2 separate regions of the Homo sapiens genome follow, and region 1 is linked to region 2. A link is a loop called in an ENCODE intact Hi-C map of the cell type or tissue named here. Cell type or tissue: natural killer cell. All regions are shown on one strand. Each heading gives the region's core, and the rest is flanking DNA. Links, peaks and the distances in the headings are about the cores only.

Region 1 (10,518 bases), core at 1,579-9,578, 160 kb before region 2:
AACTTCTTTCCATTTTCCCCATCACCTTCAGGTATGCCAATTAAATGTAGATTTGGTCTTTTCAGATAGTCCCATATTTCTGGGAGGCTTTGTTTCTTTTCACTCTTTTTTCTCTAATCTTGTCTTCTCACTTTATTTCATTAATTTGGTCTTCAATCACTGATATCCTTTCTTCCGCTTGATCGAATTGACTCATGAAGCTTGTGTATGCTTCACGCAGTTCTCGTACTGTGGCTTTCAGCTCCATCAGGTCATTTAAGCTTTTCTCTACACTGGTTATGCTAGTTAGCCATTCCTCTAATCTTTTTTCAAGGTTTTTAGCTTCCTTGCGATGGGTTAGAACATGCTCCTTTAGCGCGGAGAAGTTTGTTATTACTGATCTTCTGAAGCCTACTTCTGTCAACTCGTCAAACTCATTCTCCATCCAGTTTTGTTTCCTTGCTGGCGAGGAGTTGTGTTCCTTTGGAGGAGAAGAGGCATTCTGGTTTTTGGAATTTTCAGCCTTTCTGCTCTGGTTTCTCCCCATCTTTGTGGTCTAATCTACCTTTGGTCTTCGATGTTGGTGACCTACGGATGGGGTTTTGGTGTGGATGTCCTTTTTGTTGATGTTGATGCTATTCCTTTCTGTTTGTTAGTTTTCCTTCTAACAGACAGGACCCTCAGCTACAGGTCTATTGGAGTTTGCTGGAAGTCCACTCCAGACCCTGTTTGCCTGGGTTTCACCAGCGGAGGCTGCAGAACAGCCAATATTGCTCCCTGATCCTTCCTTTGGAAGCTTCATCCCAGAGGGGCACCTGCCTGAATGAGGTGTCTGTGGCCCCTACTGGGAGGTGTCTCTCAGTCAGGCTACATGGGGTCAGGGACCCACTTTAGGAGGCACTCTGTCCATTATCGGATCTCGAACGCCATGCTGGGAGAGCGACTGCTCTCTTCAGAGCTATCAGGCAGTCACGTTTAAGTCTGCAGGAGCTATCTGCTGCCTTTTGTTCAGATATGCCCTGCCCCCAGAGGTGGAATCTCGGTAGGCAGTAGGCCTTGCTGTGCTGCGGTGGGCTCCACCCAGTTCGAGCTTCCCTGCCACTTTGTTTACACTGTGAGCATAGAACTGCCTACTCAAGCCTCAGCAATGGTGGATGCCCCTTCCCCCACCAAGCTCCAGCATCCCAGGTTGATCTCAGACTGCTGCACTAGTAGCGAGTGAGGCTCCGTGGGCATGGGACCCTTTGAGCCAGGCACAGGAGGGAATCTCCTGGTCTGCCGGTTGCGAAGACTGTGGGAAAAGCACAATATTTGGGCAGCAGTGTACCATTCCTCCAGGTACAGTCACTCACGGCTTCCCTTGGCTAGGAAAGGGAAATCCCCCGACCCCTTGTGCTTCCCAGGTGAGATGATGCCCCGCCCTGCTTCAGCTGTACCCACTTTCCAACCAGTCCCAACGAGATGAACCAGGTACCTCACTTGGAAATGCAGAAATCACCTGCAGAAATCACATATCTGCAGAAATGCAGAAGTCACATATCTGCAGAAATGCAGAAGTCACATATCTGCAGAAATGCAGAAGTCACATATCTGCAGAAATGCAGAAGTCACATATCTGCAGAAATGCAGAAGTCACGTTTCTGCAGAAATGCAGAAGTCACATATCTGCAGAAATGCAGAAGTCACGTTTCTGCAGAAATGCAGAAGTCACGTTTCTGCAGAAATGCAGAAGTCACGTTTCTGCAGAAATGCAGAAGTCACGTTTCTGCAGAAATGCAGAAGTCACGTTTCTGCAGAAATGCAGAAGTCACGTATCTGCAGAAATGCAGAAGTCACGTTTCTGCAGAAATGCAGAAATCACCTGTCTTCTGTGTTGATCTCGCTGGGAGCTGTAGACCAGAGCTGTTCCTATTCAGCAACTCCCCCATCAAAACAATTTCTTATTCAACATACTAGCAGAGCTAGGATTGCAAATGGGTAGTGTGACTCCTGGCCTATACTCTTAACCACCAGGCAAATGATGACTGTGTATATGCATTTAATGTTTACCTAGAAATTCCAGTTATTTTTAAAGTACCTAAACAGGGAAAGGGCTCATATAATCAGGATTTTTCCCCTGCCATATTATACAATTAAAAGTGATAAACACAATAATCACTTTGGAATCAGAAATAATCTTTTGTGCTCGCTGAGTGAGAAAACAAACATTTGTTGTATTATCATTGTAAATTTTTGCAGTGGAGAGCTAGTATAGATCATAAAGTGGAAGCATATGTAAGTTGAGAACACATTTTCAAAAATTACCATTGCTTCTACAAGGAGAGCTACGAAACATTGCTGAAAGCCATCATAGACAACATAAACAAATGGAAACACATTCCATGTTCATAGATTGGAATAATCAACATTGTGAAAAGGAACATACTGCCCAAAGCAATCTACAGATTCAATGCAATTCCCATCAAACTACCAGCATCACTTTTTCTCAGAAGTAGAAAAAACAATCCTAAAATTCATGTGGAACCAAAAAGAGCCTGAACAGCCAAAGCAATCCTAAGCAAAAAGAACAAATCTGGAGACATCCTATTACTGGACTTCAAAGTATGCTACAAGGCTATAGATATCAAAACAACATGGTACTGGGAAAAAAAAAAGTAGATGCATAGACCAATGGAACAGAATAGAGAATTCAGATATAAAGCCAAATACATACAGCCAACTGATCTACAACAAAGCATACAAAAACATAAATTGGGGAATGGACACCCTATTTAATAAATGATGCTGAGAAAACTGGAAAGCCACATGTAGAAGAATGAAACTGGATCCCTATCTCTCATCCTATCCAAAAATCAACTCGAGATGGACCGAGGACTAAAATATAAGACCTGAAACTAAAAATTCTAGAAGACGATGTTGGAAAAACTCTTCTAGACATTGCCCTAGGGAAATAATTCATGACTAAGACCCCAAAAGCAAATGCAACAAAAACAAAGATAAGTAAATGGAACCTAATTTAAAAGTTACTGCACAGCAAAAGAAATAATCAGCAAAGTAAACAGACAACCCACAGAAGGGGAGAAAATATTTGCAAGATGCATCCAACAAAGGACTAGTTTCCAGAATCTACAAGGAACTCAAACAAATCAGCAAGAAAAAGAAAACAAATAATCCCATTAAAAAGCTGGCAAAGACCGGGCCTGGTGGCTCACATCTGTAATCCCAGCACTTTGGGAGGCTGAGGTGGGCGAATCGCTTGAGCTCAGGAGTTCGAGACCAGCCTGGACAACATAGTAAGACCCCCCATCTCCACTAAAAATACAAAAATTAGCCAGGCATAGTGGTGCACACCTGTAGTCTCAGCTACAACTGAGAGACTGAGGCTTAAGCATCACTTGAAACCAGGAGGCAGAGGTTGCAGTGAGCCGAGATTGCGCCACTGCACTGCAGCCTGGGCAACAAAGTGAGGCTCCCTCTGAAAAAAAAAACAAAACAAGTGGACAAAATGGGCAAAGGACATGAATAGACATTTCTCAAAAGATGATCTACAATGGCCAAAAAACATGAGAAAGTGCTCAACATCACTCATGATGGAAAAGCAAATTAAAACTGCAATGAGATACCACCCTACTCCTGCAAGAATGGCCATTATTAAAACATCAAAAAACAATAGATGTTTATGTGGATGTGGGGAAAGGGAATGCTTACACACTGCTGGTAGGAATTTAAATTAGTACAACCTTTATGGGAAACAGTATGGAGGAGATTCCTTAAAGAGCTAAAAGTAGATCTACCATTTGATCAAGCAATCCCACTACTAGATATCTACCCAAAGGAAAAGACGTCATCATATGAAAAAGACCCTTGTACACGTATGTTGACAGCAGCACAATACACAATTGCAAAGATGTGGAACCAACGTAAGTGCCCATCAACTAACGAGTGGACAAAGAAAATGTGGTGTATATACACCATGGAATACTACTCAGCCATTAAAGGAATGAAATAATACCTTTTGCCGAAACTTGGATGGAGATAGAGGCCATTAGTCTAAGTAACACAGGAACGGAAAACCAAAAACTGTATGTTCACACTTATAAGTGGAAGCTAAGTTACAAGTAGGCAAAAACATACAGAGTGATACAATCGACTTTAGAGAATCAGATGGGGGAGGATAGGAGGGGGCTGAGGATAAAAAAAAACTACACATTAGGTAACAATGTACACTACTCTGGCCATGGGTGGGCTAAAATCTCAGAATTCACCACTATATAATTCATCCATGTAACAAAAAAACCACTTGTACCCCGAAAGCTTTGGAAATAAAAAATTTTTTAAATATCATTGCTGTTATTTTTACTTTGAAATTTCAGATAGCATTTGAGAGAAACAGGTTTTTGTATTTATCAGAACAGACGGGTTAAATATTGAGAACTACAATTGTACATTTATATTTAATTTAATTTTTTAAAAAAGTATCCACAAGAATAGCTAAAAACAAAAAGACTGACAATACCAACTGTTTGCAAGAATATGGAGAAACTAGAACTCTCATACTTTCTGGTAGGAATGGATATTGGTTCAAACACTCAAAAAATGTTTAGCAGCATCTACTAAAGCTAAACATGGCCCACTACTAAAGCACTATGACCAAGCAATTCCACTTCTTTTTATGCACACACACGAAATGAGTGCATAGCTTCACAGAAACTCATGTTTATAGCAGGTATATTCAAGATAGCCAAAACCCAGAAGCAACTGTAATGTCATCAACAGGAGAATAGAAAAGTAAATTGTGATACATTAATAAAATGCTATGCAAAAAGATGCGGGTTCCACAGGGCCAACTGGAGGAGTTGAGTATGCTTGGATTTGGGTATACATGGGGATCCTGGAACCATTCCCCAGAGTATACCAAGGGACGACTGTCATTGTATTTATTCATTACTGACATGTTCTCTTAATATGGATTGTTTTTGCCAAAGTATTCATACGCAACTTCTCAAATACACTTATACTTGATAAGTACATCTATACTTAGGTAAACATTGTGCCAGTTACCAATGTATTGCCTCTCTGCTCCAATTCATGTTTACGTATATGCCGTGTAACAGTTGACACTCCTTTCAGCATCTCCACAGAGCACGATGTTCTGTTTTTGCAGTAGAGGGCGCCGAAGAGGCACTGTGAGAAGGACCGTGGTCTCCCAGTGTTTCTGACTGCTACACAGAATGTCTGCGATCTTGCAGCCTCGGTCTGGACTGGCGATAACATTCCTGAGCAGTTTTCGTACGGGGAAACGGGCCCCAAAGCCCTCCGGCTCACCCCAGGTGCCCTAAACCACCACTCATTTTGCTACTGACATTTCCTCCCGCAAGTCCCAGCACCTGCCTCCACTCCCACCCATTGCAGATCCAGGCACAGCTCACCTGTATCCCAGCCCCTAATCTCTATGTGCAAGTGCACCCTGATCACTGATTACTGTGTTCTACATGCATTCCAAAGAGTTACTTCCTACTTGCCCAGGACTGCAGACCAGCTCTGACTAGAACAGACCAGCAAGCGTCTTTGCTATCCAGTGTGCTGAACTACACCTTCTCCAATAAGATCTGAACTCTTATTGTCCTTCCTTATGTACCTGCCCCCCCAGGTCTAGAATACCATAGTTTCCTTGTAGTTGTTCTTTTATCGAAGTTTAATAAATCTTTGTATTAAATTTAACCCAATGTGTGCTTTTGTTGTTAATTGGACCCTGACTGACACAGGCACTGTATACGTTTTATATCAATTTTACTTGAAATACTAATATGACCCAACCAAACTTCAGGAATGAAAAGAAAAAGGAAAAAGAAAAAATATCATGAAGTGCAAATTTACCAGGCAAAATAAGAAAGCTGTTCTGCCATGGGTAGGGCAGAGGAAAATTAGAAAAATTAAATTATCACATTGACTTTCCTAGCCAGCCCTAACTTTAGGGGACTGAATCCTTTTTTGCACTACTTAGTAATACTCTAATGATTAAAAAAGTACTGTATAATATGAATTTCATTAAAATAAAGTAATTTGAACAAAACTGGACTATCATTTTACTTTTTTAGAATAACCTTCATAACAGAGAAAATAAACTAAGCACTCACCATATTTAATATACATTTTTTCAAATACTCAGCTAAATAATTTGTCAATCAATAAGTAATGGAGTCTAACAGATATTCAGTATTGTCAGGCACTGGACAGACATACTCAGAGATGGGAAGGGTTCACTGTATGTAAAGTACAAAGGTAAGGATAAAGAGGTCATGAAGTTGCTGAGAACTAAGAAAATGATTAAGGGAAAGGTGAGATTTGAATGGAAGGAGGCATTCTGAGTGGTAGGGATGTCATGAGTCAAAGTTTAAATATGAAAATAAGCATAGCCCGTGCTTGGGATCAGAATGGAGAAAATTCTGTTGAATCCCACAGCCAAGGTGATAAATAGGGTTAGCAAAGACCTTGAAAACAGAAGTAGAAAAGTTTGGTCTCAATGTTGATGGTAGATAACCATTATGAGGTTTAAGAAAAGGGAGGTAACATCATAAAAGCAATATTTTTCAGGAAAACTAATATAGAGATAGGATGCTTTGAGATGGGGAGGGCCTTGTGGTAGAATGGCCAACTAGAATTAAAATTGTAGTAGGTCTGACCCCCGGTTTACAAATTCAGATGTGCAAATAGTAATGCTTCAGTAATTCTAGTCTTTCAATCAACTTAATTTGAGCTCTTGAGTTTTATCTTTCCAGGATGGGTTGGAAAATTTACCTGTTTATTAATTAAATCAAGAAACGTTTATTGATCCCCTATTATATCCCAGGCACTTTCCAGGCACTGGAAATGAGCAATACATAAAATAAAGGACCTGTACTCATGGAACTTTCGTTTTAGTAGAGAAGACAGATAATAAACATATAATGTCAAATTATGATCTGTGCAGGCAGATAAGGTGAAGACGGTTTGAATTTAAATCAGGTAGTTCCAGAAACCACTGTAATAGGGTGACATTTGAACAGAGACCTGAATAAAGGGACAGCATAAGCCACTGGACACTGGGGGAAGAATTTCCCCAGATGAGGAAATGGAAAGTATAAGGACCAAGAAAAAGTAATATATTTGGTGTATTTCAGGAACAGCAGGCAGGCTGATCTCACTGAAAGAGAATGAGCAGGCAGAAGAGTTGTAGGCAATTAAACTGGAGAGGTAATCAAAAGTCCTTTAATAGGTAGGACTATGGTGGGAATTTTTTATTTAATTTTTAGCAAGCTGAGGCAAGGGAGTTACATGATCTAATAATGTTTTTAAATGATCACAGTGGTTACTACAGGGAAATGGACCATTGCTGGAAGGGAAGCAAGAGTGAAATTAAAGAGACCTGTTAAGAGGCTACTGTACTTGTTTAGGTGAAAGGTGGTGGTTTGGACTAGGAGTAGAAAAGGTGAGTTATGGTCAGATTCAGGTTATATTTTGAAGATTGAGTTGACAACATTTACTGACAGATTAGATATTAGGTATGAGACTAAGAGGCAAGAAAAGATGACCCAAAGTTTTTCACCTGAAGAAGTGGTAGGTGCCATTTACTAAGATGGAGAATATTAGGGAAGGAACGGATTTGAGGACAATATCATGAGTTCTGTTTAGGGCACATCAAGTTCTCACCAAAGGATATATCAAGTATGTAGTTGAATATGCAAGTCTGGAGTTCAGAGGAGAGGGTGGAGATACAAATTTGGCAGTCTTCAACACATAGACATTATAAAGTGTCATAAGATATATGAGCTCACTTATGGAGTGAATATCATGGCTACACAATACTTTGATATTTAAAGACCTGACGATTAGGAGAAAGCAAGGGAGATGGAAGTTCAGGCAGAGAACTGACCAAAAGCCAAGTGAAGAAAGTGTTTCAAGAAAGAGGGAGTGATCATTTCTGTCAAGTGTTACCAAGTGGTCTAATAAGTCTTGGACTGAGAACTGACCATTAGATTTAGCCATATAGGGGTCACTGGTGACCTTGATGAGAGGTTTCAGTGGAGTGGTAGTAGCAAGTCTTAATTCTGTCAGATTCAAGAAAGAACAATAAGAAAAAAATTCTACAAGAACAAATGCTACAAAATAGTTTTACAAGAAAGGAGAACAAAGAAAAAGGGTGTTAACAGGAAACAGAAATGGGGTCAAGCATCAGGTATTAATATTTGAGGCATTGTGCACTATGGGGACTATCCCATAGAGAAGGAAAAAGTGATAACACGTGGGAGGTGGAGTGGAAGATAGTAGAAAAGAGGATCTAGAAACTTGTGCACAAGTGAAAGTTGTAAACTTTCCATAGGAACTTGTAGTGTTTGTCCATCGTGACATACTTATCTCAGACATTCTTCAGCCCGGCCCCCATCCTGGATACTGTAGTGGAAAGTCACTAAGATCTAATGTGATCGCCACTGCACTGGAGAATGCTTCTAGTTATTGTCATCAGAGTGCAGAGCCCACATGTCCATATGGTATGGATCCTTCAGGTGCAGTGGCTCTTTGTTCAGGGCTGTGTTTTGAGCATGAGACTCTTTTGGAAACTGGAAACTTCAGGTCTGGGGTCCATATTTCTCTTAGCCTTTGTGTTTCTGGACTAGAGTCCCATGTCCCCTCCCCATCACTATTTATTCACATATGGCAACTATTCTCTAGACCTTCTGATAAAATATATTCAGGGTTCACGAAGCAGAAATTCGTTCAACTATCTATGCTCAGAAGCCTCGTCATTTTCTACAAATGCAAGAAAATATTTCTTAAAAGTTATTTCTAATGAAACCAAACCTCTTTGGCATATTTTTGCAATTTCTTACTGGCTACAAAACTCCTTATGTAGGTCTCAATTGCATTTGATTTCTTAGAGCCAATCATTTTTAAAGTATAATTTGAATTATTCTACCCTAAGTGTACTCCAGTGGAATTTATTCACACTGAATTTATCCAGTGGAGTTTATCCATACTGAGTAAAGCCCATCCACCGGTATTTGTCCTCTTTAGGCATTGTGAAATTACATGTGAATGGAACAATGGAAATACTGGTAATGTAGATCAATTAATTATCAGGGTTTTTTTGTTTTGTTTTGTTTTGTTTTTTTGTAAAGTGAGGAGCTGGAAGTGATTTATTAAATTTTAAAATGAGTGGGGAAAATTATATTCCTATCCTAGAGACCCCCTGATAACAGTGGGCAAATGTTCATCCCTTGAGTGCCACTGGGTGGCTCATCTGTCATTCTTTCTGAGGAGAGTAAGCAATGATACCACTGGGGGAGATCATGGAACACCATGGACTTTGGTGCCACCAAAGTACCTGCACTCCTTGGCATCATGAGTCTTTGTGACAAATCCAGGAAACAGGCTCCCTGCTCTCTGAAGAAATAACTCAAGCAGCTCTTTGGACCAAGTCCAAGGTTGTCTGAAGCTCAGCCCAGATAAAACAAAAATGAACCTGATTGGAAAGAGGAGAAGTTGGAATCTTTGTGAGAAACCCAGGTAAACAGGCTCCCTGCTCTCTGAAGAAATAACCCAAGTAGCTCATTGGACCAAGTCCAAGACTGGCTGAAGCTCAGCCCAGATAAAACAAAAATGAATCTAATTGGAAAGAGGAGAAATTGGCAATCTGACAAGAAATCCAATATCAACTCTTTTAAGAACGAACATTGTCAGGCTGGTGAGTAATTTTGTGGTAAATTGCTATTTTCAGAATCCCAAAGGGATACATTGATGAAAAATGCATTCGTTCATCTCTAACCAGTCAGGAAATCAAGAGACAGACTTAAAATGTAATTCTATGAAGCATTGTCCCAAATTCACTCAACATGCACTCTGGCCAGCTTAAAGTAGAAACATATGGATAACAGGCATGTTATCACCAAGTAGAACCCCATAAGGCATTCAACTTGGTCTGTGTAGAAAGCAATCAAGTCCAATGTCATAGTGAAGTAAGCACTGAACCCAGGGTCAAAAGTCCAGGCTTTGCCACTGAACTAGCTGTGTGAATTTATACTGAACTCTTCTCTTTTTATTTTTTTGGAATAGTTCAAACATATCAAAAATTATAGAGAGCAATATACAGATATCTGTAGCTAGCTTTATCAAATCTTAACATTTGGATCCATTTGCTTAACATTTGGATCCATTTGTTTTAAAAGATATGAAAGAGCACAGACAGCTGAGGTGCTAGGTATTTCTCACCCTCCCTCCCATCTCATTGTCCTTCATCCCCCACAGAAGTAAGCACTACTCTGATTTCTGTCATCTGCCATTCTCCTGGCTGATATTAAACGTCTATATCATATGTGCAGATTCATAAACACGATTTAATGCTTTGTGTTTTTTTGTAAACTTTGTATAGGTGATATTGTGTGTACACATAAAAGTCAGCACTGACCAGGTGTGGTGGCTCATGCCTGTAATCCCAGCACTTTAGGAGGCCGAGGCTGGCAGATCGCTTGAGCTCAGGAGTTAAGTAAGACCAGCCTGGGCAAC
Region 2 (10,518 bases), core at 1,482-9,481:
TCAATTTATCAGCAAGTCTTGATGACTTTATCTCAAAAATGTATCCTGAAACAATTCTCCTCTTTCCATCTCTTGCCCTCTGACATATATTAGTTTTCCAAGAGTGTATTGATAATTATGTTCATTAAGATCAGGGTTTTTGTGCCCAGATAGTTCACAGTTTTGATTTCAATTAGAAGCTCTAACAATGTTTTGTTGTGGGACTACAGGCAAATTACATAATGTAAACCAAAAATAAAATTCTAAGCCCCTAACCATCTGAATGGACTCTTCCTCTTAGCCAAGGGCATTCTAAAATTAACCTGTAAAACTAGTTCAGGCCACGATGGGAAGAGGGAGTTGGACATGCCTCATAACCATTAACATCAACACAGACACTGAGACTGATAGAACAGACTCTTTAAGTCTACTAAGAAACATTTACAATCTATTTTCCCTGAAACCTTCTACCTGGAAGTTTCATCTGCATAATAAACACAGACCATCTGTATTGGTCTCCACAACTCTTTAGAGTAACCAAGACATTCCTTTCCATTGATTCAAGTTCTTTGGATAATAACTCAACCAATTGTCAATCAGAAAATCTTTGAATCTGCCTATGACTTGGAAGCCCCCACTGATATGGACAGGAGACAGGGAAATACTGGGTAGAAGATGACAGTTTCCCCAGGAAAGTCCTCACCCTCAAGCCTAGATACCTATGGCCTTAAGTGAGAACAGCCATTCCTGTTTTTGTGCCCCAAAAGTTGCTTTTTGGCCCACCACGCCCCCTATCCTGTACCCATACAAATCGCAAACTCCAGGTCCAGAAGCAGATGAGGAGATGAATAGACAAACAGCAGAATGGTACAGCAGAGAAGGGGAGGAAAGAAGGAACGTCAGGAGGAGTTCAGCTGGACCAGTCAGAGAATCGGCTGTTGGATGGCCAAACTCCAGGGGAAGATCATCTTCCTACCCCATCATCCCCTGTCCAGCTTCCCATCCATCCTGCTGAGAGCCACCTCCAACAGTCAATAAAATCCCACATGCATCCTTCAAGTTTGTGTGTGACCTGATCTTCCAGGACACTGGACAAGAGCTTGAGATACAGAAAGCTGTCATACTGGCCCCCTGCCCTTGCAAAAAGGCAGAGGGTTCACTGAGCTGGTTAACCCTTAAGCCATCTGCGGATCACAAGGCTAAAAGAGCACACTACAACGCAGACCCACTTGGGCTTTGGGAGTTGCAGACACCCACCCCTAGATGCTGCTGTTGGGCTAGAGCCCAAAAGCACTCACCCTGATTCCTGCACCTGCCCATCTGCATGCTCCCCATCCTGTAAAAGGTCATAGTGGCTGACCAGAGAGCCACACCTCTGTTGCATGTCCTGCAAGTGGGGGCCAGAAAACTTTCCTGTTTCACCACTCATGTTGTCCTGCCTTTCCAGACCAAACCAATGTACACCTTACATGGATGGATTGATGTCTTATGTCTTCCTAAAATGTGTAAAACCATTTTTACATTTTGTAGGCCGATCACCTTGGGCACATATCATCAGGACCTCCTGAGGCTGTCATGGGCATGTCCTTAACCTTGGCCAAGTAAACTCTTAAATTAATTGAGACTTGTCTCAGAAACATTTTGGTTTATAATAAGCCTTCTAAATGTTCTCTTTCTTACCTATAAAGTTGGGATCTTAATAGAAGCTACCACTTGGAGTTGTGGTGAGGATTCATTAATTCATTCAATAGTCCATAAATGTTTTTAAGCACCAACTACATGCTAGTCATCCTTTTAACACTCACCAGGTTAAACAGGAGAAATAAATAAAGGTTATATTATTAGAGAGCTTGCATGCTAGTGGGAGAGAAATAAAACAACTACACATGAAGCTTCAGAGTATGACAAGTACTTTGATGGAACTAACACAAGGCGATACAACAGAAAGCATTTGGCAGTGGGTATGCCAACTTAAACAGAGTAGTCAGAGGAGACCTCCTGAAAGAGGTAATATTTAAACCACACACAGAAAGGAGCTAATATGTGCAAAGCTATATATACTCGGTAGATAGTATGTCAATGCATGTCAACTATTTTAAAAATAAATATATTTGCAATAGAATGTTAGAATGGAAGATTTTCTGCCTCACTTTTTTAGAAATCAGGGATTTGTGTGTGTGTGTGTATGACAGGGTCTCACTCTGTCACTCAGGCTGGAGTGCAGTGGTGCCATCATGGCTCACTCTAGCCTCAACTTGCTGAGCTCAATTGATCCTCCCACCTCAGCCTCTTGAGTAGCTGGGACTACAGGTGCTCCCTACCATGCCTGGCTAGTTTTTTTGTTTTTTTTTTGTAGAGACAGGGTTTCGCCATGTTACCTAGGTTGGTTTCAAACTCCTAGGCTCAAGTGATCCTCCCATGTTAGCCTCCCAGAATGAATCAGGGGAAATATTGTCCTCAAAGATCCTGACCTCAAATGCCCCATCAGGCTTGTACCTTTCAAGAATTCTCTCATTATGACATTAAACATCTTCAATTCTTTCTTGTTTGATAGACAGTCAAACATGTTTTTAACTCTCCCTGAATAACTTGTCTCCCATTCATTCTTTTTTTATTATGCCTATTTAATCCAACACAGGAATACAATTTTTGTCCTTTAGGTATAGAAAAACCACGGTAGGATGCAGATATCTACAGGAAGCAAAGGCAGATAGAGATAGGTGCCTGGGGCACCTAGGGACCCAAAAACATCATTGGGAAGCTGGTGTCACTGGGAAATTGTGTTTGTAACAACTTCCCTTGGAATTCGTTCTATTGTAAGTGAATGGAAAGGATATTTTGATAGGACCCTCAGGGTATGGGTTGAGAGCCCCAAGGGATATACTTGCTCTGCCTTCGAAAGAGAATGGGTCCAGTTAATCGAGAATGGGTCCAGTTAATCGAGAATGGGTCCAGTTAATCGAGAATGGGTCCAGTTAATCGAGAATGGGTCCAGTTAATCACCTCTGATTGTTGTTTGCTTGTTTGTTTGTTTTTCTAGTTGGAGTCTGCAAGTGCGGGTCAGAACTAAATTTCTCTGGAAAACAGAGCAGAATCTAAATAATGTCATCTGGAGTTTTTCTTCTTCACAGCATTGCTGTTCCTCTAAATAAATGTTGAACAAATATTTAAAGAATGTTAATTTGAACTATGGTCAAATTATTGGCCTGTCCTGGTCCTGCTCAGGTTGTTAAAGTTAATGAGCCACAGAAATGGGTTCAACTGAGTCAAAATGCTGTCCCGGGAAATCACAGAAGAGTTGTGTCCAATGGTCTACAAAGAGCCACTTCTTTTAAAGCTCTGGACCCTTATGTCCTCTGAAAGCAAATACTTTTTTATCCTTAAAAAACCATTAACTCTTTTTGGCCACCGGAGGATGCCCTTTCAAGAGATGAGTAGTGTATCACTACTAAGACATAACCATCATTTCTGCTTCTGGGAAAAGGAAAAAAAAAAGAGTACTTGTAAAGCACCTATTATTGAGCTGAAAAGAACACACTTGCTTGTCACTGATACCAACAGGAGGCAGGGAAATACTAGGTAGAAGCGGGCAGTTCCCCAGCAAAATCCCCACCTTCAAGCCTGGAAACCTGCTGCCCTAAATGGGAACAGGCATTTTTATTTTTGTGCCCAGATGCTGCCCTTTCCAAGACTGCTCTAGCCTGCCACACCCCTGTACTGTGCCCATATAAACCCCAAGCTCCATTGGCAGGTGACAGAGCAGTGCAGCAGAGAAGAAGAGAAGAGGAGGAGTGTCTAAACATTGAGAGGAGTTCTGCTGGGGGCAGTCAGAGACGAGATCGGCTGCAGGATGGTCAAACTCCCAGGGAAGATCATCTTCCCACTCCATCCCATTTCCAGCTCCCCATGCATCCCGCTGAGAGCCATCTCCATCACTCAATAAAATCTCTGCATTCACCATCCTTCAAGTCCGTGTGACCTGATTCTTCCTGGATGCCATACAAGGACCCAGGTATCAAGAGGGCAGGATGCAAAAGGCTGTCACCCTGACTTTCCACTGAGGTGGTTAACACTTAGCCATCTGCAGACAGAAAAGCTAAAAGAGCATTGTAACACCTCTAGACACTGTCGTGGGGCCAGAGCCCAAAAGCACTCACCCTGGCTCACCTGCATGCTCCTCCTCCCGTAAGGGATTTGAGCACACAGCGGCTGAGTAAATGAGCCACCCTCTTCACAAGGCATTCTGCAAAGGTGTCAAGGGAATTCTCCTGTCTCATCACTTACATAAATTCTCTTATTTAATTCACACATTGATCCAGTGAGGTAGGTACTTTCATCCCATTTTATAGATGAAGACATTGAGGCTTGGAAAGGTGAAATAATTCACCCAGGTCACACAGTGGTCAAATAATGTGCCTGGGTTACACAATGAGCTTGAGCAAAGTTGTGACACAAATCCAGGTGTGGCTGCCTCCAAAGCTCATGTTGTTTCCATGACACCAGGGCATGGTATGATATTTATCAGGGTGTTGTTTATACGTACATCATCACTTTGGCCTCTTCAATGAAATCCTCTTCAGACATGGAGCCTTCATTGATGGCCTTGATAGCTACCTGGATATGTGACCGCCATTCACCTAAATGGACCACTCCAAACTGACCGCTTCCAATCTCCTTTATAAAAGCCAACTCAGATGGATCTATCTCCCACTTTTCTGAAAAAGTAAAACATCCATGTTACAAGTAGAAAGAAAGACTGTTAAAATATTAGGGCTGGAAAATGTTTAGGAAGTATCTATTATTTGACAGAGAGGTTAAAAAATGTATAAAGTGGAGAGGATATGAAGCCATTTTAATACTCTCACTGTGGCTTAAACGTAATTCAAGGACTCAAGTTTCAAAACACAAACTTTATTTATTTGGTGATGTTTGTATAACAAATTAAGGATAACAAAATGCACTCTCTGCTCCCAAAGACAACAGCGAACACACTTCTGTGCCTTTCTAAACTAAACCTACCAAAACTAGACCTGGGACCCAAAATATTTATGTTCCCAGTCTGGTTTTTTTTTCCTGGTGAGTAAACTTGTAAGGCAAATAAAACTGTGATTTCAGTTCTTCCTGTTGGTCTTCTCACTCCATTCCTAAAGGGCTTTTCTCCCTTGATACTTTTTCTTCTTAGGGAAAAGTCCAATGAAATCATCTAATAAACAAATTCAGTGTTAGAAATCTAACCCACATATATCTAAGAGTATAGCTGAAGTGAAATTTTTACTGTATATTTCTCATTTTATAGAAGCAAATCAGGAAAAAATAAACTGTTTTTAAAATAACCCTCTTGAAAACTGTACCAAACTTAATGGTTTAGTGTCTCCTTTTAATACAGCAATACCACCATCTGCTGGAACTTTTGAATAATGCATTTAAAAGAATTGTAAAATCTGATAGTCCCTTCTACCAGCTATGCAAAGTATTCCCCCTCCCTATAGAAGGTATGTTTTATTTTATTATTATTATTATTTTTTTTTTTGGAGGAAGGGTCTCACTCTCTCACCCAGGCTGGAGTGCAGTGGCACGATCTCAGCTGACTACAAGCTCCACCTCTTAGGTTCAAGTGATTTTCCTGCCTCAGCCTCCCAAGTAGCTGGGATTACAGGCACGCCATCACGCCTTGATAATTTTTTGTATTTTCAGTAGAGACAAGGTTTCACCATGTTGCCTAGCCTGGTCTCAAACTCCTGAGCTCAGGCGATCTGCCCACCTCAGTCTCCCAAAGTGCTGGGATTATAGGCATGAGCCACCACACCCGGCCTCATAGGTATGTTTTAAAAGTAACATGGGAGGATATATTCATGGCCTTGGAATTGGCATAAATTTATTCAACAGAATATAACCACAAAGAAAAATATTGATAAATTATACTTCATAAAACTTCTGTTCATCAAAAATACCCCCATTAAGAAAGTAAAAAGTTAAGCCACAGAAGATATTTCTAAAATATACAACCAACATAGAATTCTTATTCTGAATATAAATAAATCAACTAGAGAAGACATATACCCTAACTTTTTTAAGGGTAAAAAATGTGAATGGAGTATTCTCTTATGAAGAGAATATCCAAATGGCCACTAAGCCAAATTGATAAAAATAATTAGTCATCAGGGAAATGTAAATTTAGACCATAATGAGATACTACGACACACCAGATTGGCTAACATGTAAAAAAAAACCTAGAATAAAATATTGGCAAGGGCAAAGGTATGGAGCCGCTAGAACTTACATATTGTTGATGGGAGTGTAATTTGGTATAAGCTCTTTAGAAAACTGACTGTATCTACTACATCTAAACATATGCATAGCCTATGACCCAGCAGGTGTACACTTAAGCACATATCCAACATATGCTGGAATGTAAATGTGCACTTAACTTCATCAAAACACACACAAAAATGTTCTTAACAATATTATTTGTAAGAGCCAAAAATTGGTAACAACCCGAATGGCCATCTACAAGAAGCATGGCTAAATCAGTTGTGGTATGTCATGCAGTGTAGCACTGCACCACAGTGAAAATAAACCAACCCCACCCAGGACCATGGATGAAACTCACAGATGTAATGAGGTGAGGAGGAAGCCAGACACAAAAAACTGCAGCGTCCGATTCTGTTTATATAACGTAATCAAACCAGGCAAAACAAATCAATCTATAGACTTATGAGTTGTACACTATTCTATTTGTTTTTAAATTTTTTAAGTTTATTTTTAAGAAATTAAAAAGAATCATGTTTAACTTAAGTAAATTGTTAATGGTAGAACTTTGTATTATATATACTATCTGTGGGCCAGAGGAATAATACAGGCACCAATAATAGCCAGAAATCTTGCTTCCATCCCACTTAACTTAATGAGATCCTGAGTCCCAGTTACTTTTTTCCCAATATATTGTGTTATTAATTTTTTCAGTACATTCTGAATCCCACTATTGAGAGAAGTTTAAAGGAATAAAATGTCACCAAATTAGAAAATAGGATTCCCTGGCACTTACGTATTCTCACAGATTTACAAATACCACATTTGCTAGAAAGTGGTTCAAATTGAACTTTGTGCATGTTCTATTAGAAACAAAAAAAAAGATGAAGACGATACTTTCAGCAGCTCTTTTTAGTAGCTTCTCTTGGAGAGGAATCATTTCCCAGGCACCCTTGAAACCAAAGAACAACAACCCAAACATCCAAATAAAAAGAATTGTAATTTATCAAAAGGGTGAAGATTAAGGCTCCTGGTAATGTAACAGTGAAATCTGAAGTCAAACGGAAGCATTTCTCCCCAAAGTTTAAATTGTCCTTATGAGATGCACATATTTAAACATCTCAGAAGGGTGATGTAAACTTTGAGAAGAAATGTTTCTAGATAGACATTTCGGAAGTGCTGAGAGTTCAAAGAATCAATAGGGAACTAGATTCTTTTTTTTTTTTCCTTTTTTTTTGAGACAGAGTCTCACTCTGCTGCCCAGGCTGGAGTGCAGTGGCATGACCTCAGCTCACTGTAACCTCTGCCTCCTGGGTTCAAGCGATTCTCCTGCCTCAGCCTCCCAAGTAGCTGGGATTACAGGCATCCACCACCAAACCCGGCTAATTTTTTGTATTTTTAGTAGAGACGGGGTATCACCATTTTGGCCAGGGTGGTCTTGAACGCCTGACCTAAGGTGATCCACCCACCTTTGCCTCCCAAAGTGCTAGGATTACAGCTGTGAGCCACCGCACCCAGCCAGGTAGATTCTTTACTACTGGATTTGCTATTTTACTTCAGCATGTGTGCACACTTTACCGTAGCTAAACCCAGCTGTGGCTGGTAAACAACTGCCCATCAGCCCAACTGGATATCGGAGACGAGTCATGAGACCTAAGGAGAAAGAGAAATCAATATTTCAAGCCTAGTTGCTAATATAGAAGAAAGAATGAAATATTCTAGAAGACAGTACCATTCTTTAAATAATTAGACAAACAAAATTCATTCTACCAGTTAGTCAGCAGTTTGCTTATTTTCCCACATTTTCCAAAAAAAAATATATACTCATTGTATACAATTTAAAGAATCTAAGGAAGTATAAAGATGACCCTAAAAAATCCCTCACAAAATCTTAGTATTCACAGATAGATTGTTATCATCTTGGTGAATATTTTTGCAAAAATCACTATGTGCATAATTGAAAACATGAACACATCCAATATATTTTGCAGAAATATAAATATTTTGTTAAAAGCTTTTTGCACTATGCACGTAATTGATATATGTCATTGACTATAAACAGAGCTTAAATTTATTTCCAAGATTTCGCTATTATAAAATATGCCATATGTCCTTGAACATACATTTGTCTGTACTTCTCAAATTATCACCTTATAAAATGTGATTTCCAGGTCAAAGCGTGTCCAGAAAGGATGTACTAATTTATTCAACCACCAACGGTGTTGAAGTGTGCCCATTTTGTATAATCTTTGTTTATTTGATTTTTAATAGCATGGTAGAGTAAATGAGACTTCATTTAATTGGGTTAACATATAGATTTCTATACATCAAATGTCTCTTTTTTTCCTTTCAGTGACCCACTTAGGCATATACCTTACGTTTCAACTTAGTTTAATAATCATTTATTATTTATTTGTTCAGCTAATATTTATTAAAAGCCTGGTATGCGCTTTCAATAAAAGCTTTCAATAAAACACTATCTAGATGTTGGGAGACAGTAGGGAACAAGACTGATGATTCGGTCTTGCTCTCATGATTACATTCTAGTGAGAGGAAGAGAAAATAACAAGGGCATGCACACACAAGAAAAAGTAGATAATGATGATTAAGTGCAAGGCAGACCGGATAACATATAATTACTTTAGAGTGGGTGCTCAGGGAAGGCCTTTCAGACAAGATGACAGCTACGCTGACGTTGATTGATGAAGAGCCTTCCAGGTAGATGGAACAGCATGTGTAAATGCTGGAAGACAGAAACGAGCTTGACCAGTGTAAGAACAAAAAGAAGCACATATTAAGTGCCTATTGTGTGCAAGGCACTCTTCTAGGTAGATTCCCAAAGATTCCAGCAGATTCCAAGATGAGTAAGATGAGGACTCTGCCCACAGGGAGCTCTATCTCAGTGAGAGAAGACAGGCAGAGAGAGGCCATTCTAATGTGAAAGGAATAAGTATTCTGCTGGAGATGCATATAGGGTGCCTTGGGATGTAGAAAAAGAGCACTTGACACATTGTTGGACTCGAAGAATTCTTTGGGAGGAAATGACTGAGATGAAACTAACACATGGAGTTAACCCATGGGGAGAAACTATGAAGGACTTTCTAAGCAGAGGTAACGCATGAGATGAAACTTAGAAATGTGAAGCATGATGGTGGGTACTTGAGCAAAACTCAGGAGGTAGAGCCAGACAAATTGCACTGCAGAGGTAAGCAGTATTCTGGGTATGATGGGACTCATAAGCCACGCTAGGAAGCATTACATTTTCCTGCAGGTGAGAGGAAGCTATTGAAAAGTCCCAAGTAGGAGGGCACAGTCAGATTTACATTTCTTTTTCTTTTCTTTTTTTTTTTTGAGATGGAGTTTCACTCTTGTTGCCCAGGCTGGAGTGCAATGGTGTGATCTTGGATCACTGCAACCTCCGCCTCTCAGGTTCAAGCGATTCTCCTGCCTCAGCCTCTCGAGTAGGTGAGATTACAGGCATGCGCCACCATGACTGGATAATTTTGTATTTTTAGTAGAGATGGGGTTTCACCATGTTGGCCAGGCTGGTCTTAAACTCCTGACCTCAGGTGATCCACCCACCTTGGCCTCCCAAAGTGTTGTAATTACAGGCATGAGCCACTGCACCCAGCCAGATTTACATTTCTGATAGATCACTCTGGTACTAGCAGAATGGATTAAGGGGAAATCAACATTGGAGGCAATAAGACCAGTTAAGAGGCTACTGCAGTTGTCCAAGTGAGCAATGATCAGGGCAGCACTAGAAGGTAGGGAGAGGCAGGGATCTATAGGAGACACATTTAGGATATGAAATCAATTGCATTTGATAATTAATCAGAAGTGAGCTATTAAGAAGCATCTATTTAATTCCTATGCTTCCAACCCCTACAAGGGGCTGGATGATGCTAGTATTATCTGAGAGAGAGAAAAGAAAGAGGACATTTGGAGGGAGAGTAATGGTGTAAGATGAAGCATCCTACTTCATCAGTGAAGTTCAGGGCCTGCGGGATTGCAAGTGCCTTTGTCTACCAGACAGAAGATTATGCAAAGGGAGATGCCTAAGGTGAGAAGAGTAGTGATCAGGGACGGATTCTGGAGGAAAACCAATATTTAAGGGAAGAATAGAAGTAGGGCACATTGGGAAGATCCATTAGGAACTATTGAGTTAGAGAAGGCCAAAAAGGGGTGGTGTCAAACATCGAAGGAGCAACAAGTGACACTGCCAAATGTAGCAGAGAGGACCTGAACACATGAGAACTAGAAAGCACCACTGTACTGTCAATATAGGGG

What was found. A loop is a pair of places that touch in the nucleus more often than their neighbours do. Peaks named below come from ENCODE experiments on the same cell type or tissue, not always from the same donor. Only the 100,000 strongest peaks of a DNase experiment are listed, where the experiment ranks them.
Region 1: a loop joins it to region 2, with 5 times the contacts of the local background. A loop is called at or near these places in 68 of 110 quality-filtered maps.

Annotation. Positions count from the first base shown.
Region 1 is chr4:47,921,632-47,932,149 of GRCh38, forward strand. The region is part of intron 1 of LOC101927157 (a long non-coding RNA gene); the gene reads left to right. Among named protein-coding and RNA genes, the nearest start is that of NFXL1, 12 kb to the left of the region's middle. RefSeq lists an enhancer at 1,101-1,600. In natural killer cell, for the core only: CTCF peaks have their summits at 5,139 (motif pointing right) and 5,339; a DNase peak (open chromatin) is centred at 5,160; H3K27me3 peaks cover 193 bases.
Region 2 is chr4:48,081,944-48,092,461 of GRCh38, forward strand. It overlaps TXK (TXK tyrosine kinase), which reads right to left. Exons shown (of 15, transcript NM_003328.3): 9 at 7,807-7,881; 10 at 4,523-4,694. Among named protein-coding and RNA genes, the nearest start is that of TXK, 47 kb to the right of the region's middle. In natural killer cell, for the core only: a CTCF peak has its summit at 5,354 (motif pointing left); a DNase peak (open chromatin) is centred at 5,378; H3K27ac peaks cover 825 bases.